2 separate regions of the Homo sapiens genome follow, and region 2 is linked to region 1. Evidence: chromatin loops called from intact Hi-C (ENCODE). Cell type or tissue: PC-9. All regions are shown on one strand. Each heading gives the region's core, and the rest is flanking DNA. Links, peaks and the distances in the headings are about the cores only. Region 1 holds the start of LINC02343 (long intergenic non-protein coding RNA 2343). Region 2 overlaps LINC02343 (long intergenic non-protein coding RNA 2343).

Region 1 (15,194 bases), core at 6,342-8,841:
AGAAAAAGAAGGGGGCCTAACAAGATGATCTAGCTGTGACATTTGAACACCAGTGAGAATGGGCTATTGGAACAGGCCAGGTGCACATTCTCACTATTCCTCAAATCACCTGACAAAGATGGCTCTGCCCTGTTTATATCAGGAGATCACGTTCTTGGGTTAAAATGCTGCTGAAATGAGTGATTACCAATGAGGAGAGATGTTTTCAACTTCTGTCCTCTTTCCCTGCTGCGTCTCTCTCCTCTACCATATGTCCTGGCTCCTCAGAATTCTGTGGCACACAGGGTCCCTTCTCTCCCCCGTGGCGGAGCACCACCCCAAGCTCTGCACCACCTGAAATTCCAGGGGGACTCTAGCACATTCAGTGCCATCATGGGACTTTCTTATCAACGTGTGTTGAGTGACCGGCCGTTTGGTGGAACTGCAGCACAATTTATGAGGTTGGGTTTCCCATTTCAACATTTGCTTCCCTAAGATGCCTGTGAATGAATATAAAGCATATTGGGAGAAGGGAGATAAAAATATATATATACGCACATAGCTCTTCCATTTCAGGGGTTGGGATCTATGAGGTCTGCTCAGTTCTAGACGTATTTCAGGATTTGGGTCAGTTATGCAGAAGTCTTAGAGAGGTTTAATGTGGTAGTCACGGTGGGGTGCTCTACAGGGTCCTAGACAATAATGTCCCCAGACTCACCTGGTCCGGGACTCACAGTTCCTGGGTCGAGCCATAACCAGACCCATTCTAAAGCACTGGGGAAACTCTGTGTATCAGTGTGTGTATGTGTGTATTCTGAGTGTATGTGTGTGTGTGTGTGTGTGAGGGGGGGATGTGTGTGAGTGTATTAGGGATGAGGTAGTCCTGGCTTGGTTATCTTCTCCCTTGCTAACTTCTGCCTACTTATCACCATGGTTATGTTTTCATTCTTCTCAAAATTTGCTATTGAATGACCTTATGCTCTTAATGACCTTCTCATTAAGAGCATGTTTTTGGAACCAGACGGGGACTGAATGTCATTTCCACCACTTACTCACTATGACCTGGGGCCAGTTGCCTGAACTCTTTATGCTTTAGTTTTCTCATTTATCAAATAAAGATAATAATAAGCTGTCATGAGAATCAAATAGGTTAATTCACACAAAGCACTTACTTAATCTCCCTGAGCAAAGGTTTCTCAAATAGTAAATAGTTTCTTGTAAAGATCGGGGTACATGTGAAATCGCCTCTCCAAGTGCCTTTACATTAGGCAGCATATGAGGGTAAGCTACTATATGTAAAACCAATAATCACACCTTATTTTGTGATGATGGACAAGTATCCTGATGAGTGCCTGCTATGTGTTATGACTTCTGGTGATCTCATGCAATTTACTCATGATTTTTACCATAAATTGTATAACAATTGGGAAAACTGCTCAGAGAGGCTGGGTCCTTTGTCACTGAGCTAATAACTGGGAAAGCAAGGATTTGGACTTGGATCTCTTTGGCCTCAAAGCCATGTATTTTTTCTTCTATACTGCAATGATTTTTTAAAATAAAAAAATATATTATTTGACCATAAGGTTTAAGACCCAACATTCACATTCTGGAAATCCGGTGAATATAGAAGTTTTAGCTTTGTTACTGGGGCCAACTATACGAATGAACAAACTGATCTCAGAAGCCTGTAGAAAAGGGTAAAATGATGAAATCGCAGATTTTGAGAAGAATAAAGAAGAATAATAGCCATGGTGATGAGTAGGCTAAAGTCAGCCTTAGGATAGAGAAATAGGGGAGGGAGTGGAGCACAGGGCATATTATGACTTTGGCACTGACGCTGTACAATGCATTGTGTAATGCTGATGTATAATGAATGCGCCCCAAAGCGCTCTGTGCCCCTCTGGGAGATTCTAGCTTATGTGACACAGCAATGTGAATTTCTGCAAACCCAAATCCAGGGATGCTTGATATTAAAAGGAAGACTGAGGTGGAATTAATATTCTGGGCTTTTATGATTCCATTTTCTCTTCATTGCCTCCATCTGACTAGGGTGACAAGGTTTTATTTTAATCTCTTTGCAGTCAGTGAAGTAGGATCCAGGTGTTCCTTCAAGGTGCCCTGATCTTGCCATGTAAGACCTATAATTGCCCATTCTAGTATCAAATGTAAATGAAATTTACAAGAACGTGTCTAATTTGGTAAAATGAATAGATTTGGAAAACCCGCTAAGGAGACTCCCTTATCCCAGGTTAGAGCATGCCTCATTACCTTGAGCAGTATTTTTAAAGGAATCATTTACATACTCCTCCAAATTCTCTTTACTCTTTTAGATGCCCTCCAGGAAGCATCACAGGTTGGAAAGATGGAGTAGCCTGCTCAGATGGGTCTTATACTTTGTTTATAAGTCTGTCTCCCTTCACAGGAATGCAACCTTTTGCACGGGCAGGCTCCGTGTCATATGTATGTTTTCATTTCTAGCACTTAGCACATTATCTGGCATATAGTGAACACTTAGCATTTGCTGAATGAATACATGACCAGGGGAGAGAAAGGAGATGACTCGTATTCCATTGCTATGGTGTGTCATACATGTGTTGGGCCCTTCACTTACTTGATTTTATTTATTTTTCACAACAACCCCAGCTCAGACATTATTTTTCTTTTTACATATGAGAGCAGCGATTACAACTCCAAGGGCTTTGAGAGCCAGCAGGTAACACTGAAGAGAAAGTAGGCAGTAACCAGTAGAAAGTGGAAGGGGTTATGGAGACGTGGCCCAGTCTAAAGGGGGCAGCCCTGACTCAGCTTCACCCAACGGGTGCTGTGTGGGAATATGGGTCCACTGTTGCTGGACTTTTTAAATTTTCCAAAAACTTAGAAATTGAGATGCTTTGGTGGAATTTCCCAACTTTAAAATCATAGTTCACATGTGCTTAAAAGAATTTGTGGCCCAAAGGAATCAAATCTGCTGGACAGTTTTGGCCACAGCAAAACCAGTTTGTACCACCTGCAATTAGGCTTAGAGAAGTTAAGGAAATTGCTCAAGGTCAGGCAATGCCTGAGCTGGGTTTCTAACTTCTAAGTTCTAAATACAATTTGCTTCCTCATATATATATATATATAAAATATATGAATATAATTCATAAGTGATAAAATTATTTTAAAGATTATTTTATTCTCTAACCAAACCAGTCATGGATATTTGGCTGTAATTCCTATATCAATTTTTTTTCTGAGAAATTTGTGTCTGGGCATGATTTCATTTTTAAAATTTTCTCAGAGAACTATGTCTTGGGTGTTATGGGGTAACCTTCATCCCTGTAATACCAGCAAGCTTGTCCAACCTGCCTTATTTTGTTGTTGTTGTTGTTCTGTTTTGTTTTGTTTAGGCTTTTAGAGTCTGAAGCCATGATTTTTAGTTTCTGTCGCTAGTAATAAGTGAAAAAGAGGGATGAGGAAGGGGCTTTACTGGCCCAACCAGAAACAGAAACTAAAAACAAATGACTGTATTCTCTCCCTTGGACATCCCTGCAGGGTCTAAGGTAATTGTCCTTTCCATTGCATTCCTGTTATCACTAGCAGATCAAGCCAGCTATGCAGTGGGATAAGCAATTCCTTGCAGAGAGACAGCATTACAGAGGCACAGATTAGGTCCCACAGCTAGTAAGTGTTGTTAAGTCCAGGATTCAAATCCAAGACTCTGAATCTAGAGCCTGTGTTCTGAACTCCTGTGATATATACCCTCTCTGAATGCAATGGTGATAGACAGAGATGCCTTTGCTTCAGGCTTCTTTTCACCAAGAATAATGAGGTGAGTGTTAGGTAGATTCTTCCCCCTTATTAATTGTTATAGAATTGTCTTCCTTTGGCTGGGTATGATGGCTCACACTTGTAATCCCAGCACTTTGAGAGGCCGAGGAGGGTGTATCAGGAGGTCAGGAGTTCGAGACCAGCCTGACAAACATGGTGAAACCGGGTCTCTATTAAAAATAAAAAAATTAGCTGGGCGTGGTTGCACCTGCCTGTAATCCCAGCTACTCAGGAGGCTGAGGAAGGAGGAATCCGGGAGGGGGAGGTTGCAGTGAGCCGAGATCGTGCCACTGCACTCCAGCCTAGGCAACAAAGCAAGACTCTGTCTCAAGAAAAAAAATATCGACTTCTTTCTAAAATTCTCCATCTATCCACCCATTCATCCATCCATCCACACTCACTCATCCATACATACTTTCCACTTATCCATCCATCCATCCCTCCATTCATCCAACCATCCATCCATCCATCATCCCTCTACTCATTCATCAATCCATCATCCCTCCGCTAATCCATTCACCCATTAATCCATCCCTCCATCGATCACTCCACTCATCCATACATCCTTTTATCTACCCATCCGTCTATCCACATATCCATCCATCCACCCATCCATTCATCCATCATCCCTCTACTCATCCATCAGTTCATCATCCCTCCACTCATCCATTTATCCATCATCCCTCTACTCATTCCTCAATCCATTATCCCTGCATCCATCCATCCATCCATCCATCCATCCAACCATCCATCTACTCATCTATCTATTCTTCCATGTACTTATTTACTTCTTCACCACCACCACCACCACCAAAAATGTAGCAATTCCTTTTAGTAATAGCTGCTTCTATATCATCATGAGCTTCATCAAGGTGACTAATTTCAGAGGAAGCTTTGAGAATCAGAAACTTAAAGATTGGCATTGGATGTCTCTGAGAAAACAGCAGACAGATGTTAACAGGAGCTCTGCTGTTCTGAGTGGTATTTTCCTGGAAGTCTGTCAAGGAGTTTTCCAACTAAAATTAATTTTGTGGCATCTGAGGCAGAAACACAAGCTGTGCTTCATTCCAAGCCTTCATGCATGTGCATGTGTGCATGTGTGTGAGTGCCTCTGTGTGCCTGTGCCCATGTGCACATGCTTCTGTGTGCCTACATGTTTGTGTGTGTATATTTGTATGCATATGCATGTGTATGTGTATGCGTGCATGTGTCTGTGTGTTGGGGATGCGATCGGGCATAGTAAATATTTTGGGGAATAGTAAGAAAATGCAGCATCGCATTAATTGGCACATCTTTCATAAGAATTTAAACACCATGTAGCTCACTTTACAGAACTCAAACATGCTTTCTGAACTGCATTGAATTGAAGGCAGAAACACACCTTTGCCAGGATTACTCCAGGGAATTTAGTCACCAGCAAACGTGGAGTGGATTCTTTATAATGTGCCTATCTTTAGTTATCCAGGTGATAACAATGAATGACAGATGAAATGGCAACCAGAAGGTCTGACTATTTCTGAGGCTGACTCTACAGCTAGAAATGCTCCCCAGTGGCTCCATTCTTTGAACTCCATTAATAGGCTTTCTTGCCTTCTGGCTTTCATTTGCGTTTGGTCAGTGGTGGTGGTGATAGGAATAGCCGTCAGGGGAGGGGAACACAAGCAGCAGGCTAGAAGGGGTATGAAGGAAAGTTAGGTTGGGTATTTATTCCCCTGGGTTCTTTACAAGGGTTACTTTAGGCTGGTTGCACCCCTTAACTGAAATACACACTTCTATGACAGCCCCTTGGGTATCTGCTACCTCTTCTTTCCCCCGCAAGGCCTAGGATGGAAACAGGAACTGCCTTTACCAGCTCTGGTCTCTTGCACTATCTCCTGTGATTTTCCTACCCCTTGCTCATGACTTTGTAATAATTCCATTTATTAGCCTTAACTTGTCCCAATTTTCTGCCAAGATGTCTCTGATACACAGACCAACTGAAGTAATGGGACCCTAAAGCAAGTCTAAACCCATTTGTATGTGATTTTTCTCCATTGAAAGTTATGTAATACCAGACTTCCTTGCTCACAAGAAAGTTGTCAAGGCACAATGAGAAAGTAGACGAAGAGGCTCTGGAAGCGTTAAAATAAAAAGGCAATTCAACGGTAAGATGCTAATGCACCTTATACAATATCATCTCTGTATCTTTTCAGCTATAATAACAGGCAAGAGTAAAATGCTTAGTCACTTACTATCCCAGGAAAGTGGATCCTGTGCTTTCTGGGATGTTCATTAGGCAGCATCTTGCTTTCTACCAATAATTCAGCTGAGCATGAAAAATGTGTTGCACAAATTCCAAACTTCATCAGAACATCCCCACACTTGGCTGGGTGCCCTCCATTTTGTGGACACAGATGTCCAGTTGCTGAGACAAATGAGTCACACTGGAAATCAGTAAGTGCAATAAAACCACACTTGACTTTCAGAGTGCAGCTTGCTTGGAATGCATGGTTTTTGACCAAACTCAAGGAAGAACTTTACTGGGCATTCCAGGAAAGAGCCTCTTCTGGCTTAGGATAAAACAGTCCTTGAGGTGCCTCAGCACCCAGCATTCACAACACTCTAGGGTATACATTCCCATTGGGGCACCTCTCCATATCCTTTGCCCTGGCCATGGGCTTGCCCAGTGAGGCACAGGGATGTTTGAAGTCCTGGGTGAGCAAGCATGAACACAAGGGTTAAGCCGTCCTACCCTGTTTTCTCAGGTGATTGTTCCATACTCAGATTTTTCAGTATTGTGTGTTGATTGCCACATACCCCAAGTCTAGGTTCATCCATTTAATGAAATGTACCTCACTGGCTACAGCACTCACAGGTTTGAGCTAAGCAGGAAGAAAATGTATAAGGTGTAGCAGGTAGGTACTTTCTTGCCTGATGCATTCCACTCCTTTGATAAACAGAAACAAACAAACAAACAAAAAAAAACAAAACAAAACTGAAGGCTAGGAATAGGGTTGGAGAGCAAAGAGGAAGATCGAATTTTCTTGGACATTTTGCTGTGGAGTAGAAAGTAGAGAAGTAGAGAGCAGGAACACAGATATTTGGCACAAAGGAGGCTTTGACTTGCTAGGTACATTCTACAAAGTTTGGGGGGCTCTCTCTGGAAGGGTTCCAAGCTTGGGTAGCATCTCTGCATATCAAGGTCTCCCTGGTCTTATGTCCTTCAGACTAGACTCGAAAGTCTGATTGTTTCAGCAATGCCTCAAGGCAATGTCTTACCACCCATTTCACACGCAGTTTCTGGAATAGCCTCCTCACCTCATCTGTCTTTCTTCTCCTCCTTTACCATAGCAATAGGGACCTGAGTAGGGAGGATGCTCTGTGTCCCTGGTTCCCTCCATCTTCTTGGAAGAGTCTGGTCCCTCTCCTGATAGAGTTTCAGGTTTGCCCTGATGATCTAGATGAAGCAAAGTGTGGTGACACTTCGCTGAATGCTCTGTCAGTGTGCCTAGAAATAGAGTCTCTATCAGGGCCGTTTGCTTCCTATCACACTCCAACTGGCAAGCAGGTGGATTCTCTCACTTAGCAGCTGGCTCCCATCTGCCCCCTGTCAGTCTGCAAATATTACCCGAGTTAAACGCAAATTTCTAGCAGTGATGTGCACAGCCACAAAAAACATATGGATTCAAATATATACTTTTGAAAGTGACACCTTAGTTCAGTCATTTAAATTCGTTAGCTCAAAGATCGGTTTCATTAAAACTCCCACTTCTGCTAAACAGAAATCATGCTGACGTCAGGCACTTACCTCAATTCTCAGAAGTTGAGCAGGTCTAAGCCATCCTGTTCAATACACAATTCCCTTCAGTTTCCCTTACAAGACCTCAAACAAATGTCCAGGAACTGATTCAGGATATATGTTCTCCTCGGAAACCGGTTACTCAAGTTCTTGGTGGCTAATTACAAATACAGTAAACAAGGGACTTCACAGGGGAATCATTCAGTCGAAGCCAGCAAGGGAACTGGTGACCTTCAGTGTCACAGAGCTGGACTTCAGCACAATTAGTTCTTACAAAACAGAAAGCACATGGATTAAAAGCCACAGACACATCCTGAAGATACTTCCCTTATTTGTATACTTTTTAACTTTTATTTTAGGTTTGGGGGTACACGTGAAAATTTATTACATAGATAAACACATCATGGGGGTTTGTCATACGGATTATTTCATCACCTGGGTATTAAGCCCAGTACCCAATCGTTATCTTTTCTGCTCCTCTCCCTCCTCCCACATGTCCCTATTTCCTTATTTTAAGAAAACAACGCAGGTCATATCCCCACAGCTCTTCCTAAAGGTAGATGAATGAACTACAGGGTTCTATCAAAGACCCTCTGGGTCCAGAACTATGTGTGTCAGCTCTAGTTTACTAATCCCTTACTGAATGCATTTGACAGGATCTTTGCTGTTAACAGGGGACAGAGCAAGGACACGTGACATGTGACTTAACCTGTAAAATAACACAGCAGCTCCCATCCCCTGCTCCTCAGAGAGCTCATGTTGGTCTACAGGAGCAAGGATGTAGAGTCCCTTTCCCCTGTGTCTCCCTGAATGACTCTCACTTGGCCATAATTTACAATGAGAGGGTATACATGCTCATGGAGGATGCATATCTTTGCCTCTGTCTACCCTGACACTGGCCCTGTGGACTGGAAAGTCTTTGAGAAAATTGTGAGATCCTGGAATTGTGTGATTTCCTTCCATGCACCCAGGCTCTGAATCAGAGCCTAGACAGTGACCATCACTGGCCAGGGAGAGTCTAGAGGACATGTCATGGCTGTCATTTTTGTATCTCTTTTGTTAGATTCCTGATATCATTTATGGTCACAGGTCATTTTGCTGAAAAGGAGGAACGTGGGATCAAGTTCTGTGACTTCAGAGAAGAGTTGCGTGTACAAAACTTTGGGAGAGGATCACCACAGAGAGGTGATAAGAGCCTACTTGATCTTTTTCTTCTTCTTCTTAAAAGTGATAATATGAGCATAAAACTATTTACAGCTTTAAACAGCTTCAGTACTAAAGCGTGCATAACACATTCCTCTCAACTGAACAATACACAAGCAGGCATTCTGGAGATTTTATTGCAGCAGATTGGTGTGATTATAAGTAAGAAGATTGGCATAGTTAGCTCTCTGGAAAAAGACTTAACCCAGGTTAACACTTTAATACGAATAATTTTTTCTCTAGTTAAAAAAAAAGGTTTCTGAATGCATTTTCTTTGCTTAAACTCCACTGCATCTTACTGTATCCAATCCTACATCTTTGTCTTTATTCACATGTGTATATTCAATCCTATATCTCAAATATGAAAATTATCTCCATCCCTTCTTGCCCTGTTGTTGCCATGACTTGCAGAGCATCATCGTGCAGCTGTGGATGAATGGCCTCCTGGGGCTGTTTTCAACCTTATTTCCTTTTGCTACTGGTTAGTTTGATGCCCTAGGTTTAAGTGTTGGGATATTTGTGGTTTGGAACTTTTAAGATTTCATGTTAGTTTTTTATGGACTCCTATGCTTGAGATATGCATTCTTATCTAAAGAAAAAGATATGTTCTTGTTGACCTTCATATGACCCTCAGGAACAAAATTCAGGCTCTGGGCATCCGGGATTAAGTTTCCTAAAAAGCACTACTTCATGGGTTGACAGTTATGTGCCTTTCACATGAAAATTTCCTCTGCTGCTGAAAGAAAATGCGTAATTACCAGAGGAAATGTCACTTCACATGATGCACAGGTGATATGAGAAAAAATGTGCATTTGTGTAAAGAAACAAACATTCCCAAATACGCCTACCTCATTTGTGCTTCCTTAAGGGCAAAATGCCCTTTTGGGAAACAGACCTTTCCTAGTAGCATTTTCAATGACTCTCAGTCCTTCTCACATTTGGCTTTGACTGAATTCAGAGTTTTCTTGTCAATTAAAAATGATAAATTTAACTTCTTGCAGGAAGACAAATGATCAGCCTGTGTCAAGCATATGAAGACCTACGATTTCAGATGCACTAGAATCATCCTGAAAAATTCATCTGACACACCCAGATGGATGACCAAATGACCGTCATCCAGGGAAAGTCTGGGAGGTCTCATGCAGTATGCAGGTATTCTGAAGAGCCATTAGCTTTTAGAATGTTGCAGCAGCGTTTCTCTAGTTTTTCCTTTCTTCCTGGATCTTCATGAGAATGGCCAACGACATTCACCTCTGCCTACCCTCTGCCAGGAAAATCCAAGACCAACTTCAAGACAGATGTTTGCCCTTTTAGCTTTTATTTTTAGAGGCTCATTGTCTGGGAGTGACATCTATTTACTGGTTATTCATTTTGCTTTCTGCTTCAGGGATGTTGATAAAGAGTGTGGATCTAAATAATTACTTCCCCTCAGCCATCTCACAGAAGGTGTCCTGGTGCATTTTATATCCTGAGGGCAAACGAAAGCTCTGTGTTCTGCTTGGCAATTATTTTCTATGTCGATGCTCCTTTTTCAGCATATGAATGTGTCGAGAGGGTGACTGTTTATTATCTAGAGGTAGTGGTGGGGGCAGATATGAGGGCAGATGTGGAGGGAGGTGGGAAATTTCTAACTCTCCACTTCCATCTGTAATTTCTTTTAAACAGATACTCTGATTTTATATAAAGCAAAGCTCTTTGCATAACCAAATTGACTGCTTTTCTCAGATATTTTCCTGAATAGAATTTTTACTAAGATGGGCTTAACTAATGATGGAAGGAATGTAATCCGTCTGGGAAAAACTTAATCTTCATGGAAAATAAAATCAGATGCATAGGGGCTTTGTAAATTTCATTTACTTCTGCTTCACTTCCTTTCCATTCAAAAAGTAGTTGATTGCATGTGCATGAGAGAGAAGCCAACCAGACACTTTTTTTGTTTGTTTTTTCACCGAATGCATCATACACTGTTGGTGTCCACAAGTGACGGGATAGGGAGCTCATGGAAAAAATGAGGCTGCCCCTTTCGGGAACTTTTCTGTTGACAAAGATAGTTTTGTGAATAATAATGTTGATAAGGAAAGTAACAATCAATATTTTTGAGTTCTTATTATGCACAAAGTTGTTGGGGGAAGCTCTTTATTTGCATTTGCTCATTTAGTTGGCCCAACAATCACACAAAGTAGCTACTATTATTATCTCATGCCTACCACAAAACTCCAAATTTCAACTTTCAACAATGATTCTTCCCTAGGAGTTGCCCATCTCAGTAAACGGTAAAACCAGTTACTAATTTGCTCTGACCTCAAACTTAGAAATGAGTCATCTTTAGTTTATCTCTTTCCCGTTGCCTGCCTGCCCCTCCCTCAATTTGACAACAAATTATCCCAAATTATTGGCAGCAAGTTCCTTAAGTTGGCTTCTTTGATGTGATTCTTGCTTACCTCTCAGACCTCACCTTCCCATCACTCTTTTCACTTCCCCAGCTACACTGGCTATTCTGTTCCTTAAATCTGTCATGCTTGTTAGAAATCCATATTTAATATATCTCAAGTTCTTCCTTTTTGTTCAAATAACTTTAGCTTAAGCACCATCATCTCCAGCTTGGAATATGGAAATAATCTCCTGATTTGTCTCATGCTTTTTTTCTGGTTCCTTTATAAAGATCCAGCATAAGAATGTGCCTTGAATCATGAATCTAATCACATCACCTCACTACCTTAAGCCTACAATGGCTTTGCTTTGCTCTTGGAAGAAACACATACCTCCTAACTTAGCCTTTGTGATCTGATGGCTGCCTGCCCATCAGATCTGCCCCCATCACTGTCCCCCTCACTCACTATGTCCCAGCTTTACCAACCCCTTTTCTCTCTATCTTGAACATATCCCTGTTTTTTCTGCCTCAGAGCTTTGTACTTATTGCTTCTTATCCTGGAAAAATCTTCACCAGTGTTCACTTGATTGGTTATGTATCGTGGTCATAATTTTACACTTTAAAGTGAAAAATAAATAGTAATCAACAAGGAATAACATGCTATCACATTCATTCCACCACTGGGGAAGACTGAGACTTGGGTGTGGGAGGAGTTTGAATGACAGACAAAATAGCAGATTTTGAAGGGAGTGACTATAGATTTTGTATATTGGAGTTGGGCTGAGCCCAACCTCTTTGGGAGACAGAATGTGCATCTTCCTCTGATTTTACCATAAGCATTATAAACAAATTAAGTATGTATGTATTCATATTGCCTCACCTACTCTGTCTGATGCCAACATTGCATGGAAGAAAACTTTGGAGGGCGCAGAATTGGCAAGTCAATAGAATAGATGAATCATCTCTACTGATAAGGAAGCTGAGGCATAGAGAGGTCTTTTAAAGCTTGCTTACAGTGAAAGTTAATGTGCAGAGGCAGAACTTAAACCTAGAACTGATTTCAAAGGACCTGCTGCTCCTCTAATTATGTGCTGGCCATGTCATTCTCACACTATCTCTATTCTATAGCATTTGATTTGAATCACATAATTGAGCACATGATTCAATATACTCTTTCCTAATGTTTCATGTATGCTTTATGATATTTCATATATGTTGTCATAATACTTTGTCTCATCTACACCTTTATAAGCTCCTGAGTCCAAAGAACAGTCTTTCATAGTTTTTGGCACACAGAAAGCCCTCTACAAACCTTTGCTGCTTAGGGAATTATATTTCTGTTGTATCTTTAGACAATCAGCCAAGTTGTTATTAAATCCTCACTGTAGATATACTGCTATTTCATATGCAAAGTGATACTATTGAAAATAGAGTTCTTAGGATACAAAGTGCAATCGAAACAGAATGAATATTGAGTTTCTCTGAATGAATTTGCATACCGTGATGGTTAATATTGAGTGTCAACTTGATTGGATTGAAGGATGCAAGGTGTTGTTCCTAGGTATGTCTGTGAGGGTGTTGCCAAAGGAGATTAACACTTGAGTCAGTGGACTGGGAGAGGCAGACTCATCCTCAATCTGGGTGGGCACCATCTAATCAGCTGCCAGTGTGGCTAGGATAAAGCAAGCAGGGGAAGATGGAAGAGCAGACTTGCTGAGTCTTCCAGGCTTCACCTTTCTCCCACGCTAGATGGTTCCTGCCCTCGAACATCAGACTCCATGTTCTTCATCTTTTGTACTCTTGGACTTACACCAGTGGTTTGCCAGGGGCTTTCAGGTCTTTGGCCACAGACTGAAGGCTGCACTGTTGGCTTCCCTACTTTTGAGGTTTTGGGACTCAGACTGATTCACCTTTGGCTTCCTTGCTCCTCAACTTGCAGACAGCCTACTGTGGGACTTTACCTTGTGATCGTGTGAGTGACTTCTCCTGAATAAATTCCCTTTTGTATATACATATATCCTGTTAGTTCTGTCCCTCTAGAGAACCCTGAATAATACACATACATACACACATACATTCATCCACTCTACCCTCAGATCCTTCATAAGGGGGTTTCTTAATGGAATCAGAATAAATCATCATTCATGTTATTACCTTTTTCAACTAGATGGGAAGCAGTTTAAAACACACTATAATATCAGAATTACAGTAGGAAATAGATCAATTGGACTCCATTATCCAAACTCAACAAGTCTTTCTAGACTCATCTTCCTGGGTTGTCTCAGATAACTGCTCGTCTCAAATAATCTGTGATGAGAAATTTTGCTAGTTGTACTCAGTGAAGCTGTCTTGCACCCACTGTCAATGGGTGACTCGGTGATGAATTACACAGTCAATGCTTTATTTTAACCAAGTGGTCATTTACTCATTTACCAATATATTCATTAAATATTTATGAAATTCATATAGGCCTGTTTTGGCCATGAGAAAATTTGAAGTAGACATACTAGAAAATTCCTAGGCCCTAAAGCATAAGTATAAATAAGGGAAGTTTGACCCAGGGCTGATGTGGTAAGTCATTTGAGGTTAGGGAACTTGGTCCTTAAGCTGGATGGGGCTCACCCATTTGAGTTGCAAAATTGATTTCTTATATAGTGTATATGATTTTTCTGGATGCTGACGTGGCTGTGGCTATAAAAGGCAGCAAAGCTACAGTTCTCAGGTTTTCTGATATGGTATATGTCTCACTTTGGTTGCTTGTCAATACCAGCAACTTTGGGCATACTATTGTAAGCTTCAAAGAGAATCAGTGGGAGCTGCATTTGTTCCCAGCACCCTTGCCTGATTTATATCTTATGCAATGCTCATTAGCTGCTTTGGGAGTAAAACAAAGAAAAAGTAACCTTGAACTGAATCCACATTGCTATTCTCTCCCATTCTCTATCTGAAACAGTCCTCTTGGTTCGACTCTTCTATGTGCTGGGAATGCAAAGATCACCTAGCTGGAGTCCCTTCCCCTAAGAAATCTTGAGATATCAATAAATGGAGCACACACACACACATACATACATACACACACACACACACACTCATCCACACATACATCAAAATACGTGTAACATGTCATGAGAGTGCTAAGGAGAGAGTAACTCATTCTCTTAGGGGTGGGTGGGGGGAAGAATAGAAAAGAAGAAAGGACATTTGAGAATTCTCCTTGATCTGGGTCTTAAAGATTGATAAGAAAGTCTTCAGAATGTCTAGGAATGAATGACACCTCAGGCAGAGGAAACAGGGTGTGAAAGACAGAGCCTCATAGGGTATAACATGTTCAGCCTGTGGTTGTTAAGATGTTAGTTGATACCTGGGATAAATGAAGTCCCCCAGGAAGATAGAAGGCAGTTAGAACTCACAAAGAAGAATTATTGGAAACAATAACATTCAGGAGATGAGAACCCTGATACACACTGAAAAGGAGCATTCCACAGGAATGGGGAGGACCAGTAAAGGGCAATATTGAAGAAGTCCAGGAAGGAGATGCTAAGTGGAAGGTACCCATTGAGTTGACACTGAGATGATCACTAGTTTCCTTGGCAGAATGGCAAGGTCATAATTCACAAAGTTGTGAGGGCTGGGAGAAGAGAAAATGCAGACAACAATGTAGGCTACTTGCTATAGGTTGTATATTTGACTCTCCTAACCTCATGTTGACATTAGATCCCCAGTGCTGGAGGTGGGGCTTAATGGGAGGTGTTTGGGTCATGGGAGTAGAAGCCTTATGAATTGTGTGGTGTCATCCTCATGGTAATGAGTCAGTTCTTGCTCTATTTGTTCCTGCCAGTGCCTGTTGTGAAAAAGAGCCTGGCACCTCCCCAGCCCCTTGCTTCCTTTCTCACCATGTGATCTCAGTACATGCTGGCTTTGCTTCACCTTCCACCATGAGTGTGGGCAGCCTGAGCTCCTCATTAGAAGCAGATGCTGGTGCCATTTTTCTTGTACAACCTGCAGAACAGAACTGTGAGCCAAATAAACCTGTTTTCTTTATCAATTACCCAG
Region 2 (15,194 bases), core at 6,615-9,114, 110 kb before region 1:
AGCAGAAAAAGAGTAACGGCAGCACTGCAGCATGACCTCAGAACTTCTACTCTAAAGCGACATGCATCACTTTCAGTTACATTTCATTGGCTCAAAGAAATCACATGGCCAAGCCTAATGCCAGATGGGCCAGGGGAATATAGTCCTTATTTGGAAAAAAATAATATAAATGACTTTAACTCCCAAAATAAGTGACAGTGGCAATAAGAACAACAATAATAAATTGTAAGTAAAGAAAAAAGCTACAAACTGGCACTTCCGTGGGCCAAACACTATGTCACATTGTACCTTATCCTTAAAACAGCTCTCTCTGGGAAATGGTAGGAAACATACTCAAGTTAATTTCTTAGCCGAAGGTCACCTAGCTAGTTAGGTAAAAAAACTAATATTCTGAACCAGGTCTCCTGATACCCGGTAAAATGTAAATAAGTTTCCTAGTAGTAAAGCCATCAGGGCTGTGCACAAACACATAAAGCATGCCAGCGGCATGTGAAAATGTGTTCTTAAAGCCCGACGTTATTCATACTTTTTGTTCCAACTCTTTATCTGAAGCTGCCTTGTCAGTCCCTGACCTTCTAGCTTCTCTCACCCAGGAAACCTGGGGGTCATCATCATTTATTTGACATTGTTTTGGGGGGAGAGCTCGCTTTTTTGGCTCCATTGTTTTCTGCTGTGCAGAGCAAATCCTCCAGGGCCTAACCAGACATCTCAAAATCTTCCTCCCATACACGGTGATGACACCAGCAAAACACAAATGCTATTAAATTTTGGGGGTGGCTCCTTTTAAAACAGGTTTGGCAAAGTCAAGCTACTCTTAGTGACCCTCTATAAATACTCATAGGCAGGGATCTTTAAGATAATTTATTACAAATAGAAATTGTTCCCCCTTAGTTTCAAACTGTCATCTGTTAGGCAGTCCTGGTATTTCATTTTAATGTAAAAAAAGATCTCTTAGTGATATACTCTGATAATTATTGAAATCTGTCACCTATCACAGGGAGAACAATATTGGCAGTACTCCAACTCTTACTGGAGGCAAAGCACAATGGGGCAAGAAGGTAAATATTTAAAGTAAGGAAGCTTGGTTTTTACAGTGAACAACACTGAATCATACATTGCAAAATGTTAATAAAATTAGCAGCCTGTTTATCAGCTTATCTGCGTCATGGGGTGTGGAGGGGTATTGACAATGAAAAGCCTCATTTATCTTCATGAGTTAAATTGCCTGTATAATTCATGAACCAAAAGCAAAGCAAAAACCAGAGCTGAGACCCAAGTTGGTTATATAGGTCAGCTCTAATGAGTTTAAATGCCTTCTTTCTTCCAGCCTCTGGCCTGCCTCTGTGTCAGGCAAATAGAGTTGATTTTCTTAGAGTTCACTTCAGCTCTGATTTTACATCAAAAGTGGAACATCACTTTGTAATCATTAAGTATTTTGCTTAGATATTAAATATTAAAGTTCCTCTGATTGCTAGGCCCATAATTAAGACAGAAAGGAAACCTGTTATGTTACAGATGTTTTCCCATTTGGTAATCATGTGTTGAAAGTAACCATGAATATAGATATAGCCGTTGCTCTGTATAAGTGGGAATTACTGGGGAGACTCTGAGACAATCAAGAAAGGCAATTGAGATGTGTGATAGTAATGCCAAAGGAAAGGGGAAAGGCACATGTGTGAGCAGGAGTTTTGGATGGTGGGGTACAGGCAACGCCGGGTCCCCTGCTTGGATCTTGATAACTAGCAGAGGTGAGTGGATCCAAATTCAGTTGCGGATTCCTTCCTGATTGCTGGGGTCCCTTGGGCATGCTATTTAGAATTTCACTTTTCTCACCTGTAAAATAAGGATATTAATGCTTCCCTCATATGACTGTGTGTGAATTAAAGGAGGTAATGAGTGTAAAGTCTTTAGCACTCAATGATTCTAGCTATTATTATCCCCTAAGCTATAAACTGTATGAGAACAGGGATCTTGTCTGTCTTTTTCACTACCATATCTTTGGCCCGAGAATGATTTTTGGCTTCTAGCAGACCTTCAACAAACACTTACTGAAAGAATGAATAAACAAATGAAAGTAGTAACTGAATAAAAATGAGAAGCTTGAAATAAAACAGTGTGTCAAAGAAACTTGTTCCTGAAAGAAAAGAAAGATAATTCTGGTTCTGTAAAGGAAACATGGATATGAAGAAGTAAACTCCAGAGTGGGGCAAACCTGTTTCAAATGATCTTATAGAATCAGCAGAAATAAGGGTCTCACAGGAAAATAAAATGTCTGTATTATATCAGAAAGTGGTTTCTTTTGACCTTTTTTTTTTTTTTTTTTGACAGAGTCTTGCTTTGTCACCCAGGCTGGGGTGCAGTGGCATGATCACAGCTCATGGCAGCCTTGACAGCCCAGGCTCAAACAATCCTCCCACCTCTGCCTCCTGAGAAGCTGGGACCACAGGCATGTGCTGCCCCACCTGGCTAATTTTTATTTCTTTATTTCTTTAGTAAAGATGGGGTCTCACATGTTGCCCAGGCTAGTGTCTAACTCTTGGGCTCAAGAGATACTCCTGCCTTGGCCTCTGAAAGTGCTGGAATTATAGGCATGAGAAACCCAGCAGAAAAGGTTTCTAATATTATACCTTATGAGTCAGTAGAGGGATGTCCTACAATGAAGGTGAGGGCCCCTTGTCACGAGGGAATGGTAAATGTCATAGGAACTTGTAACAAGGCAACACTGCACTGGGCTAGGCATTCCCAGAGACAAACTGACTATGTTGTTTTGTGCTTTTGACTTCAGTTCCCCGAAGTATAGGCAGCAAAAGAAGACAGCCTTCCTCCAAGAGCCCCAGGGACATAGACTTTCAAACAAGTTTTTCAGTGCTATACCTACATATACTTGTTTGACAGCAAGACACAGTCAAGTTTCATTACAATGTGTTTGTACAGCTATGGTTGGCTGCTATTGGAAAAATCCCCAAGGTTTTGCTGAAAGCTCCGTACTCTGACCATTTAAGGTGCCCTGAACAATCAGACTTTATGATTTAACTCTTCTAGGCTTTTAAGATAATGAGTTAGGTGTTAGAGGAAAGGACAGCAGCTAAACAACCCTAAAACCAACCTGAAGTGAAGCTGTGGCATTTCCAGCTATTGAAAGCCAAATATAAAATATAAAAAGCCTTGCTGAGGGTATTTGGGTCAACTCTGTAGCTTTCAACAGGGTTCTAGAATACAAGTTTTCACAAAACTGAGATTTCAGTAAGAGGGTTAATAGGTTATTATGATCCAAGTCAAAGTGACGTGATATTCTGGGATGTTTGCAGACTGCTTTTTGATGGGGTACAGTAGAATTACTCAGCGCATATTAAGTATTAGGTTATATAAAGCTTAAGGCAAAGTAAAATGAAGTCATCTGCATTTTGTTGAAAAACGAGTTGCTAAAGTCTCCAGAAATTAGTCTAGAAGGGGTGAGTGAATAGACCAGACAACAGCAGAACCAGTAGTTGCAGTTGACCCCAACAGCTTTGATCCCGTCAATCTGCGCTGCTCAGTGCTGCTATCTAAAAGACTAGCTCAGAAGGGCAGGTTTCCTTCTTTCTTCAGGTGGTTCCTCAAGCTTGTTCACCTTCAGTAAAATCACCAAAAGCAGGTGGAGAATAAAAAGTGTAACAGCCACTTGAATGGTGATGCTACTGAGAGGAGGAATAAAGTGCAGATGTCAGTTGGCTCCAGAATTTCTGTTTGGTGCTTTGTATGGGAATTGATCTTCCCACAGACCAACTGGCAATGATTCATTTCACAGTTACCCCAAACTCACTGGAGACCTCACAGTTTCTCTTCTAGTGTAAATCTGAGCTCCCCTCCTGAGCAAATTATGAAGTGTCTCATAGGAAAGACAATGTCTTTATTAGGAATATCATATTCCCTTCCAGGGGCCAAAGGAGGAGAGGTCTCCAGATTTTTACCAATCAGGAGGCATTTTCTTAAAATTGGGAGGCAAAGACTGTGTCTAGTTTCACTCACTGTCTACCCATGCCTAGTAGAGAGCCCTGCACATAACAGGCACTCAGTAATGCTTGCCGAATGAATCACGCTGAAATTCATGGGGCAAGTGATACTTAATCTCTCCAACAGGTATTCTCTAGAGAAGGTGGTTTCTTGAAGGAAGCAAAGTTTGTTTAAAGCTACTTCATGAGGGCCTTCTTTAGGAGCAAATGCCATGTTCTGCGCTTTTCCTGGCTTGACTTTATCAGGTTTCTTTTCTTATGTGTGAGGTTCCTCATCAATAAAAATACACACACATTATCCATCCAGTCATTTGATCATGTCTCAAAAACACAAGAAGGCAAATATCCACACTAGACCAATAACCAAGCAGGAGAAGACTGTAAGGAAAGATATCTCCTTTGTAAAACAAATTCCAGGGTGGGGCTTGTATTAGGGTTTTGTTGAAGGACAGAACTAATAGGATAGATGTATATATGAAGGGGAGTTTATTAAGGAGTATTGACTCACACATTCACAAGGTGAGGTCCCACAATAGGCTGTCTGCAAGCTGAGAAGCAAGGAAGCCAGTCCAAATCCCAGAACCTCAAAAGTAGGGAAACCAACAGGTCAGCCTTTTAGTCTGTGGCTGAATGCCCAAGAGCCCCTGGCAAACCACTGGTGTAAGTCCAAAAGCTCAAGACCTTGGAGTCTGATGTTTGAAGGCAGGAAGCATCCAGCATGGAAAGAAAGGTGAAAGCCAGAAGACTCAGTGGGTCTGCTCTTCCATCTTCTCCTGCCTGCTTTATTCTGGCCATGCTGGCAGCTGATTAGATAGTGCCCAACCAGATTAAACATGGGTCTGCCTCTCCCAATCCACTAATTCAAATGTTAATCTCCTTTGGCAACACCCTCACAGACACACCCAGGAACAATACTTTGCATCTTTTGATCCAACCAAGTTGACAGTATTAACCATCACAGGGCTGATAGGAGAGCCTCAGGTGGGCAGTGATGCTGATGTAGTCCAGAGCCCTGGGTTCCACTTTCCTCTGGAGCATCTTGTCACTGCCGTGGCTGTGGCTGACCAGGCTCTTGTTTGAGATCTCCCACCTCTTATCTCACCCTTCTTATCTCAGAGAGACAGGTTGGAGCTTTCCTCATCTTTCATAAATAATGAAAGAAGGATAAGGCAGGAACATGAGTGCTCAATACACATCTAATAACAGTACTTTCATTTAATGCCAAATTTATCATCCACACAATAACAGAGAGAGCCTTGAAACTTAGGGAGAGTGTGGAGGTGGGTGGGAGGTATCTTTCGTCTTAGAGAGAGAAGGACACTTCTGGAATGTTCTAAGGAACTGCAGTTGCTGATTCAACACTGAGGGTTCCTGGTGACTTAGTGGCTTCCTCTCCAGGGCCTTGCCTGCTGCCTCCTGCGTCTGTCTTGTGCTTCAGCAGTTCAGTCCTCCTTTAGGGTGCTCCCTGACTGCCAGGCACAGCCTATTTTCCAGGCACCCAGAGTGCTCTCATGCCCATCCTGAACTGCTGATCCAGGGGGCAAGCTCCTGGCTCCATATGGCCCCTTTTATTCTTTTTTGTTCCTCCCCTATCTGCAAGGATATGCAGCCTTCTAAGATGCTGGATTGTAGCATTCTAACAGGCTCATTGGAGTAACGGGCTCAGATGACAGTGCTGGGCTGCGACCCTTCCCACCTGCTCCCAGCTGACATTATCTACCTCATCTGTAGTGGGAGTCAGAAATGTGCTTGGTTTTGATTCACAATTGGTTTTGGTCCAAAGACCACACTTAAGAGGGAAAAAAAGGCCTTGTCGTTGGTTATCTGCAGTTTCTTTCCACCCTTGGATATATTTAGTGGCTTTTAGAGAAGAAAGTAGGAGTTTTGGTAAACTGACTTTTAATAAGACCACTTATTGAACACCTTTTGTCCTCAAAGTCCTGCTCTAGGTCCTAGAGGTGGGGAAGAAAGAGATGGGAGTCAACAGGACTGGGGGGCTCCTACATTCAAGAAGCAAATGTAGTCATTCATTGTGCTGACTTAGAGGAGGACAGAACATTAATCACTGCATTTAATGCAAAAAGTCTGGTTTTTTTATGACTTAAATATTTTGGTAAATAAAGAAGTTCATATTTTTGCCTAAAACAAAAGTTATACTCAGCCAGATTTTTATTTTATATATTCAATAATCAGTCCCCAATGACCAATCATCCATGTGTCCAGGTGACAACTGCTGTCCAGGCCTGCTCTGTCTGTCTTTTCTTCCTTCTAGCAGAGGCCCTTGGCACAACCATAGGAGGCAGGGAAAACACATCCAACCTTTGTTTCTTTTAAAAAAGACGTGTGTAATTTCATAAGTAAAGAAACCATGGAGAGTTGAGTCATCTCAGGGGAGCTGATACAGAGGACAGAGTTCTGGAAAACCAATCTGCCCTAAACGACCTGCCATTTGATAGGGAATTAGGAGCTGAAAAAACGACTCTAATTGATCTCTCTCTCTTGGTGTTTGGAAATCTGTGCATCACTGCAGTGCAATATATCCACAATATGGTCTACTCTATAGGGGTGGTCACCTCAAGTGTGTCAGGCCCTGGGATACTTCCTCAGCTTATGTAATACGTTAACAAATACTCTTATGTTAACACCTCTTTGTGTAAAACCAACCTGTTTCGACGGTCTAAGCTCCTGGCAGGGTGATGGTATGTGATGGGCTAGTCCCATAGTCATGTGAAGTAGTTGGGCAAATTGTGCCCATCCTGAGCATCTGTGAGGGGCAGCTCTGAGCAGGGGCAGGTCCTATGATCACAGAGAGACCTCGGGGTGCAGGCTCTGATGGAGCAGTAGGTGGTGGGTGTGGAGTGACTGTGGGTGCCCTGCTTTGAGAGGTAGGTCTTTGGGAGGAAATCTGAAAGGTAGGAAACAGCTGAAGGGAGGAAGGTGAGATGAGGCTGAAGCCAAATTTGTCCTTTCTTTCTCTCTTTCTTTCTTCTTTCTTTCTTTCTTTCTTTTTCTTTCTTTCTTTCTTCCTTTTTCTTTCTCTCTTTTCTTTCTCTTTCTCTCTCCCTTTCTTTCTTTCTTCTGTCTTTCTTTCTCTCTCTCTTTTTCTTTTTTTTTTTTTTTTGACAGTATCTCACTCTGTCACCCAGGCTGGAGTGCAGTGGTACAATCTCAGCTCACTGCAACCTCTGCCTCCCAGGCTTAAGCAATCTTCCCACCTCAGCTTCCCAAGTAGCTGGAATCATAGATGTGCGCCATTACACCCAGCTAAGTTTTTGTATTTTTGGTAAATACATGGTTTCACTACTTTGCTCAGGCTGGTCTCCAACTCCTGAACTAAAGCTATCCGCCCACCTCTGCCTCCTGAAATACTGGGATTGCAGTCATGAGCCACCGTGCCTGGCCAATTTTGTCCTTTTTCAAAAGTTGTAAGAGAGCTCTGAGCCAGGAAAACCAGAGGAAGTCCATTTTCTCTGTTCCCTTGTCTTCCTTTCACCCAAATAACCTCCAGAGATAAGATTCAAGTGCATTTTGGGTTAAATAAGCATTGAGGAATTGGCATGGGGACTTAGTCACTATGTGGGATATTGTTTCCATGGGGAATATGTTCCAACTTCCAAATGACTGACTCACAGACGCCACTCCCCAAAGGTCGCCTGCCCCTGTACTGACTTTTAAAGGAACTCACAACTAGCTGTTCAGCATTCAAATTTTGAAGGTTTATGCCCTGCCAGGTACAGAGCCCAGGTATGACTGAGATCATACCTAGACTCTTTACTTCATTAGGCAATTTTTTTTCCCTCTTTTGATTTTGTGGCACTAAGCTCTGAATATGCTGTTTCAAACTCCTAAGTTGGCTTTTAAGAAAAACTCTTTATTTTACTAACATCATGGAAAATTTATATTTCAAAAAACAAATCTGAATAATATAATTATAGAGAACCCACAAGCAATGTGAATTAACTTTATTAGAGCTAGAAATACACGTAAGACAAAATGTGATCTGTTTAAGGAGCCTACAGTACCTTGCTGGACCACAGATCTCTACCTTCTCTAATCACGCAGACTGAAATTACTATCATTATTATTTCATTCTTAGGTCAGGAGTGCTTTATCTTCAAAGGATTCTTAGGTGGTATGGGAGTAAGAACTGAGCTCACTCTTTAATACGTCCAACAGTGACTGTCCTCCTAATTATTGATGAGATGAAACGAAGTATATGAATAGACATTGTGTATTCTGAAGTACATTTAAAGCATACATATTAGTGGGATCCAAATAATTATCCAGCAAAATCAAGCCACTCTACTTAGAAAAATTTTCTTCTGGTATGACATAGGAAATAAAAGCAATAATAACTTTTAGGCAATGAAACAATTTTAGTTACTGTTTTGTTTTATTATTTTGTCTTTGCTTTTATTTTATTTTACATTTTTGTGTTTTTTTCCCTGAAAGTTATTTTATTTCCTCTAAAAGCTCTCTCTCTCTATATATATAACCTTAGCCTGAATTCCCTAGAAACAGAGCCTGAAATAAGGCTTTTGTGCCAACATGTTATTGAAGAGTGAATCCCAGGAAGGAGGAGTGAGAAAGAGTTGGAGTGAGGCAGGGAAGGAGGGTGAGCAAATAGAAGGGTCTCCAAGGTGGCAGCACTTCATGAAGAAAGGACTGCCTAGTGTCCTGGGAAGCTTTGGAGAGGATGCTTGATGCTACTGTGTCTTTCAATCATCACTCCAGAGGGAAAAAAGAAGAACTATTATTTTACCGGCTTCTGTCTCCTATTGATTAAAATTTGCCTGTGTGGTATATTAGTACCCTCCACTTCACAGTTACACACTTCTCATGTATGCGCTGAGCAAAGACAGGGAAGCACTAGGGTATTTGCACGGCCTGTGTGGAAGAGGAGGCACCCAAGCAACAAAGGGAAACAGATCAGAGCCCTGCATTTGTAGCAGAAGTAGTAGCAGCAACCAAGCTCCATGGCTTTAAGCAACACCAAGGCAAGTACATGGGTCTGGGTGATGCATAAACCCATGCTCTGCAAAGCAGAACCTGGAAGGAAGCTGCTTTAGACTTTTCATCCACCACTTGTGCAGAGTACACTTGAGAAAGGAGGACATTTTTAATTCTAACACTGCAGAGAGCTGCACAGAAGCTATCAGTAATGGAGATAATTAGAGGTATAGAGTTGATCAAAACTTGACTTATAATGAACACTTTGAGTAGTTGCAGATAGAGAGAGCGAGACTTTTCTGTGAATCAGATATAATACAAGGCAGCAACCTGATATAGATCAGTGTGACAGGAGCAAGAATACAGCAAAAAGATGAGCAACATCAGTTGTAGAGAGATATCCCAAATAGCCAAGTAAGACAGTTCTTGTGCCAACTAAGCTTCATCAAGAATTAGAACCATGATTTACTGAAATTTTGATTTTTTTGTATTTGAATATATACTGATTGTATGCATTCCTACCATAGAGGTTTATTGAGAGCCTCCTGAATGCCAGGTTGTGTTCCAGGCTGTGGCCACACAGTAGTTTGTGCCCTCATGGTTCTTAGGTTCTAGTGAAGGAAGATGAATAATAATATGTTATAGAAGCATAGAGAAAAATAAAGAGGGATAAGGAAGACAGGGTATGTGGCAGAGGGGCAGGGATTGCTATTTGATAGAGGACAGTGATGGAAAACCTCTACAACGAGGCAACGCCTGAGCAGAAAGACCTGAAGAAGGGGAAGGAGTGAGTTGAGCATCTGGGGAGGAAGAGGCCTCCAAGCTGATGGACTAGAAAATGGCTATTTGGTATTGTAGGGGAGATACACATTCATGAGCTGAGGCTATGCACAGGCACATATTCTCCAAAGTAAAAAAATTAGCAAACTCCATATAGTTCATTTAATATTCTTATCCAGATATTCTTTATTTTATTGTCATCATAAATGTCAGAACTGACAACAACTCTTCATGCTATTATTCAAGAGATAACTCTTTATGCTATTATTCAATTGTCAATGGTAGAACAATTGACAATTGCAGCCAAGATCCCAGCTCCCATGGCCTGCTAATCGTGACTATGCAAATTTGATCATCTGAGCAGGTAGAAAAAACCTGCCTGCCCATGGATGGGTATGACAATCAACTAAGCATAGAGGGCAGATGGGGACTGGAAGGACAGGACACCAAGCAATTATAGTTTAAGGCTGGATTGGGATGGAAGAAAAGTCTAACCAGAGATTGATAACTCTACCCCTGAGAACTTGTTTTGAGGATGAATTGAATAATAACAACTTAGAAACAATTGCAAAATAAAGAAAATGAGTTGGAATGCCTTCTATGTCAGATGTTTAATGTTGTTGCAGTCAGCTGCAGTGGAGCTGCAGACTCATGGCGTACCAGCATGGTAGAGTCAGCATACGCAAGAGGAGGGTACCCTCGTGGATGAAGAAGGCTGTTGGTGTCACGTGCACCTGAGTAAAACACTCCAAAACGTGACCACAACAAGCTTACTCAACCTCTCTTAACATACTCTCTTGCTCTAATGCATGACACTTTGCTCATTTCCTGTTGCCTGGGACCTCGAGGTTTGTGTGATATGGCCCTCAGGAAGGGGAAATGGGGTGTTCACCACGGTCAAGGAGCCTGGAGACAAGGGGAAGTAGGGGAGCACCAGTGATAAACGGTGCTCATGCCAAACATGTTCTTTCAACATAAGAATGAATGTTAAACACATGGAAATAAGGCAAAAATCCAGATAACACACATGCATGTGGATATATGCATGAAGAGACCCCAAGTGGGTGTCCTGACAGCATTGAAGAAGCATTGCAGTGCATCTGTATTTGCTTGGACATCTAGGCCATTTTTCAAGGTTTATAACTTAGCTATGAAAATGTATTTGTGACATTTTAAGTCCCAGCCTGAGAGCAAATTTTGATTTTTAAATTCAAACTTATCATTCCAAAACTCATTCTGGCACCATTTTAGGGCTGGATGAATTGTTTCAAAGATGTTTATTGCTTTTAAGTCTCTGTTTTATTACCAAGCCTGTAAGATGTAAACTGCTTTGAATTTTGTTAAGATGGTGAGTGATTAGGCAGTGACACGACTTTAAAACAGAAAACACCAAAGAGATTTAACTGGATTAAGAGAGAATAGTACATTTTATGTAGTTAGGCTGTTTCTAAGAATTAAAATATGCCTCATCTGGATATGTATTTCCATCATGTAATATAATAAGGGCTTTCCAAAAATATCACTGTGTTCTTTAGAAGAAAGGATAACAGTTTGTTCTGTGTCAACAGCAATATTGTGTATTTCAAACAGCTTTCAGCTGGGATCTCTAAGCTCTGAACAAATATTATTCAAACCACCTAACACGGAATAGATTTTGCCATGGTTGATCATTGATTAGAGCAGTAGGTTGAGAACTAGATACTCTTGAAGTTGGCTCGCTTTCTTATGACCCAAAGTCAGGTGGCTCAGAACATCTGGGTGCTTCTGAAGCCAAGAGCCTCTTTAAACTGCCAAACTCATTGTCAAGTGTCTGGCTGCCTTCAAAAATCACAGCTGTGCAACTTGATACATCCTAGGCTTTTAGGATTCTGATTGCAAGTTATAGAAACCAACTGAGATAAATAAAGAAAATAAAGACAATTTATTATGAAGTACCAGAGATTTCACAGAACACAAAGACAGGAGTGCAGCCAGGCCTTGGGAAGGACTGGAATGGAGAACTGGCAAGCCACTGGGAACCCACTCTGTGTTCTCACTCACACTCTGCATCTGCTTCTCACGTGCCTATTCCTAAAGGCTTTTTTTCTTTTAAGACTCAGTTCTTTTCACCCTCCTCTACATGGCATAGTGTGGTCGTCCTCAACTGCTGTGTTCATATCTTTTAAACGTTGCTTCCAAAAGGGTCACTGCCTCTGTTTCTCTGTATTAGTTGCCTATTGCTGTGTAACAAATGACACCAAAACTTGATGGCTTAAAGCAACAAACATGTATTATCTCAGTTTCTGTGGAAGCAAGAATCTAGGTTTGTCTTAGCTGGTCCTCTTTCTTAAGGTCTCGTTCGAGGCTGCAATTAAGGTGTTGACCAGGGCTGCAGTCTCATCTGAAGGCTTCACTAATGAAGTTGCCAAACTCCCTCACTTGGCTGTTGGCGGGATTCAGTTCCTTGAAGGTTATTAAGCCCTCTTAATTCCTTGCAACATGGGCCCCTCTCTAGGGCAGTTCACAACATGACTGCTGGTTCCCATCAGGTTGAGCAAGTGAAAGAGATCAGAGATGAAACGCAAGATGGAAGTCTCTGTCTTCTTGAAACCTAATCATGGAAATGACATTCTCTCAGTTTTAGGTCTTCTATTTGTTAGAAATGAGACACTAGTTTCAGCCCACACTGAACTGATGGGAGAGACATCCACTCCAGTGGATAGAGATCACTGGGAGCCCTTTCAGAGGCTGCCTATCACAACTTCTCTGTCTTTGTTCTTTCCTGTCATCATTTTGTTTTCTTCCCAATTCCAAATTTATTGGCAAAGGTCTCTGACTTACTGACCCATCTTCAGTCAGGTGCTTATCGTTGTTCCAATCAGCTGTAGGGAAACCCAGAATCACAGTATCCATGGTTCTGTGGTGTTTGTACTAGGGCAAGACAAAGAGGACCATCACGGATGAAGAAGACAGTCACAGAGCATGGATCAGAGTAAAACACTCCAATGCGTGACCACAACAAGCTCGTTCAAGCTCTTTTACTTAATGGAAATAAAATTTCCGAGCAGATTATTCACCTCCACAAAAGACTGGTTCAATGCACGTAAATTTTCTGTGTAATTAAAGTCCTTAATTCTGATATACATATGTAATGAAGATTAAAGCATTTTTTTTTTTTTTCTTTTTTGAGGCAAAGTCTTGCACCATTGCCCAGGCAGGAGTGCAGTGGTGCAATCTCGGTTCACTGCAACCTCTGTCTCCTGGGTTCAAACGATTCTCCTTCCTCAGCCTCCTGAGTAGCTGGAATTACACGTGCGTGCCACCATATCCAGCTAATTTTTGTAATTTTAATAGACATGGGATTTCGCCACGTTGGCCAGGCAGGTCTTGAACTCCTGACCTCAAGTGATTTGCCTGCCTCAGCTTCCCAAAGTGCTAGGATTACAGGTGTGAGCCACCGCACCCAGCCAAAGTGGGTTTTTAAGAATTCATTATATGTACCATTACTCTTTTTCTTAAGAAAAGTGTTTATTATTTTTAAAATTGTAGTAAAATATGCATAATGTAAAATTTACCATTTTAACCATTTTAAAGTTGCAGTTTTGTGGCATTAAGTACATTCACATTGTTGTGCCACCGTCACCACGATTCATCCCCGGGACTTTTCATCTTCCAGAATTGAAACTCTGTATCCATCCAACTCTAACTCCTCATTTTCCTATCCTCCAGCCCTGGAAGCCACCATTCTACATTGTCCCTATAAATTTGACTACTCCAGGTACCTCACATTAGTGGAGGAGACACAATATTTGCCCTTTCCTGACTAATTTATTTCAGTTAACACCATGTCCTCGGGTTCATTCCAACTGTAGTGTGTATCAGAATGTACTTTGTTTCTAAGGCTGAATAATATTCTGTTGGTTTGTATATGCCACATTTTGTTTATACATCCTTCTGTGTATGCACATGGGTTACTTTCATCTTTTGACTATTGTGAATAATGTTGCTGTGAACATTTGTGTAAAAATACCTGTTTGAGTTCCTGCTTTTAATTCTTTTGGTTATATACTCAGAAGCAGAATTGCTGGATCCTATGGTAATTCACTGTTGAAGTTTTTGAGGAACTGCCATAATGTCTTCTGAAGTGGCTGCACCATTTTACATTCCCACTAGCCATGCACAAGGATTCTGATATCTTTACATCCTTGCCAATGTTTATTTTCTCTGTGTGTGCATGTGATAGTAACCATCCAATCAGGTATAAAGTGGCATCTCATTGTGGTGATAGGCATTTCCCTAATTGTATTAGTTCATTTTCACACTGCTATAAAGACTGAATAATTTATAAAGAAAAGAGGTTTAATTAACTCACAGTTCTGCATGGCTGGGGAGGCCTCAGGAAACTTACAATCATGGCAGAAGGCAAAGAGGAAGCAAGGCATGTCTTACATAGTGGCAGGAGAGAAGGGGGAAGTGCTACACACTTTTAAACCATCAGGTCTCGTGATAACTCACTCACTATCATGAGAACGGCATGGGGAAAACCTCTCCCATCATGCAATCACCTCCCACCAGGTTCCTCCCTTGACACATGGGGATTACAATTTGAGATGAGATTTGGGTAGGGACACAGGACCAAACCATATCACTAATTATTAGTGATGTTGAACATTTTTTCATGTGCTTATTGGACATTTGTATGTCTTCTATAGAGAAATTTCCATTCAAGTCCTTTGTCCATGTTTTTAACTTGGTTGCTTATTTTTTGTTGTTGAGTTTTAGGAGTCCTTTTCATATTTTGGATATTAACCCTTTGTCAGATATATTGCTTGCAAATATTTTCTTCTATCCTGTGGATCACCTTTTTGGTCTGTTGACAGTGTCTTTTGATACGGTGAACAAATGCTCACCGTAATAATTTATCTATTTAAGATAAACAAAAATTTTTACCATTTTAACCATTTTTAAGCATACAGTTCAGTCGCATTAAGTACATTCACATTGCTGTGCCACTGTCAGCGCTATTCATCCCAGGACTTTTTCATCTTCCAGAATTGAAACTCAGTATCCATTAAACATTAACTCCCCACTTTCCCGTCCTTCAGCCCTGGCAGCCATCAATCTACTTTGTCTCTATAATTGTAAATAGAGAAACTATTAGTTGCCTGTACTTGTGGTGTGACATCCAAGAAATCATTGCCAAAGCTAATGTTGTGAAGGTTTTCCCCTATTTTTCTTCTAACAGTTTTATAGTTTTTGCTTGAACATTTAGGTCTTTGAGCCATTTTCCCTTGTAGACATAATCAGAGGACCCTAGATCATTGGCATTTCCCTTTTGTCATTATGACCACATTCGTCATTTGTATTCAAAGGCATAAAAGAGAGAAAGCATTGTCCACACTCCTATGATCACTAAGATATTTGAGAATTCCAAAGGTTTGCAAAAACTTAACAAATGTCTTTCAATTCTCCAATTATCTCCCAAGGCATCCC

The links. Peaks named below come from ENCODE experiments on the same cell type or tissue, not always from the same donor. Only the 100,000 strongest peaks of a DNase experiment are listed, where the experiment ranks them.
Region 2: a loop joins it to region 1, with 5 times the contacts of the local background. A loop is called at or near these places in 4 of 110 quality-filtered maps.

What each region holds. Positions count from the first base shown.
Region 1 is chr13:34,340,507-34,355,700 of GRCh38, reverse strand. It overlaps LINC02343 (long intergenic non-protein coding RNA 2343), which reads right to left and starts at 7,658. Exons shown (of 4, transcript NR_146542.1): 1 at 7,577-7,658. In PC-9, for the core only: no CTCF peak of the experiment used is centred there; a DNase peak (open chromatin) is centred at 7,710; H3K4me3 peaks cover 1,164 bases; H3K27ac peaks cover 2,500 bases.
Region 2 is chr13:34,455,368-34,470,561 of GRCh38, reverse strand. All of the region lies in intron 2 of LINC02343 (long intergenic non-protein coding RNA 2343), which reads right to left. The region is part of intron 2 of LINC00457 (long intergenic non-protein coding RNA 457); the gene reads left to right. Among named protein-coding and RNA genes, the nearest start is that of LINC02343, 110 kb to the right of the region's middle. In PC-9, for the core only: no CTCF peak of the experiment used is centred there; a DNase peak (open chromatin) is centred at 7,611; H3K4me3 peaks cover 355 bases; H3K27ac peaks cover 1,929 bases.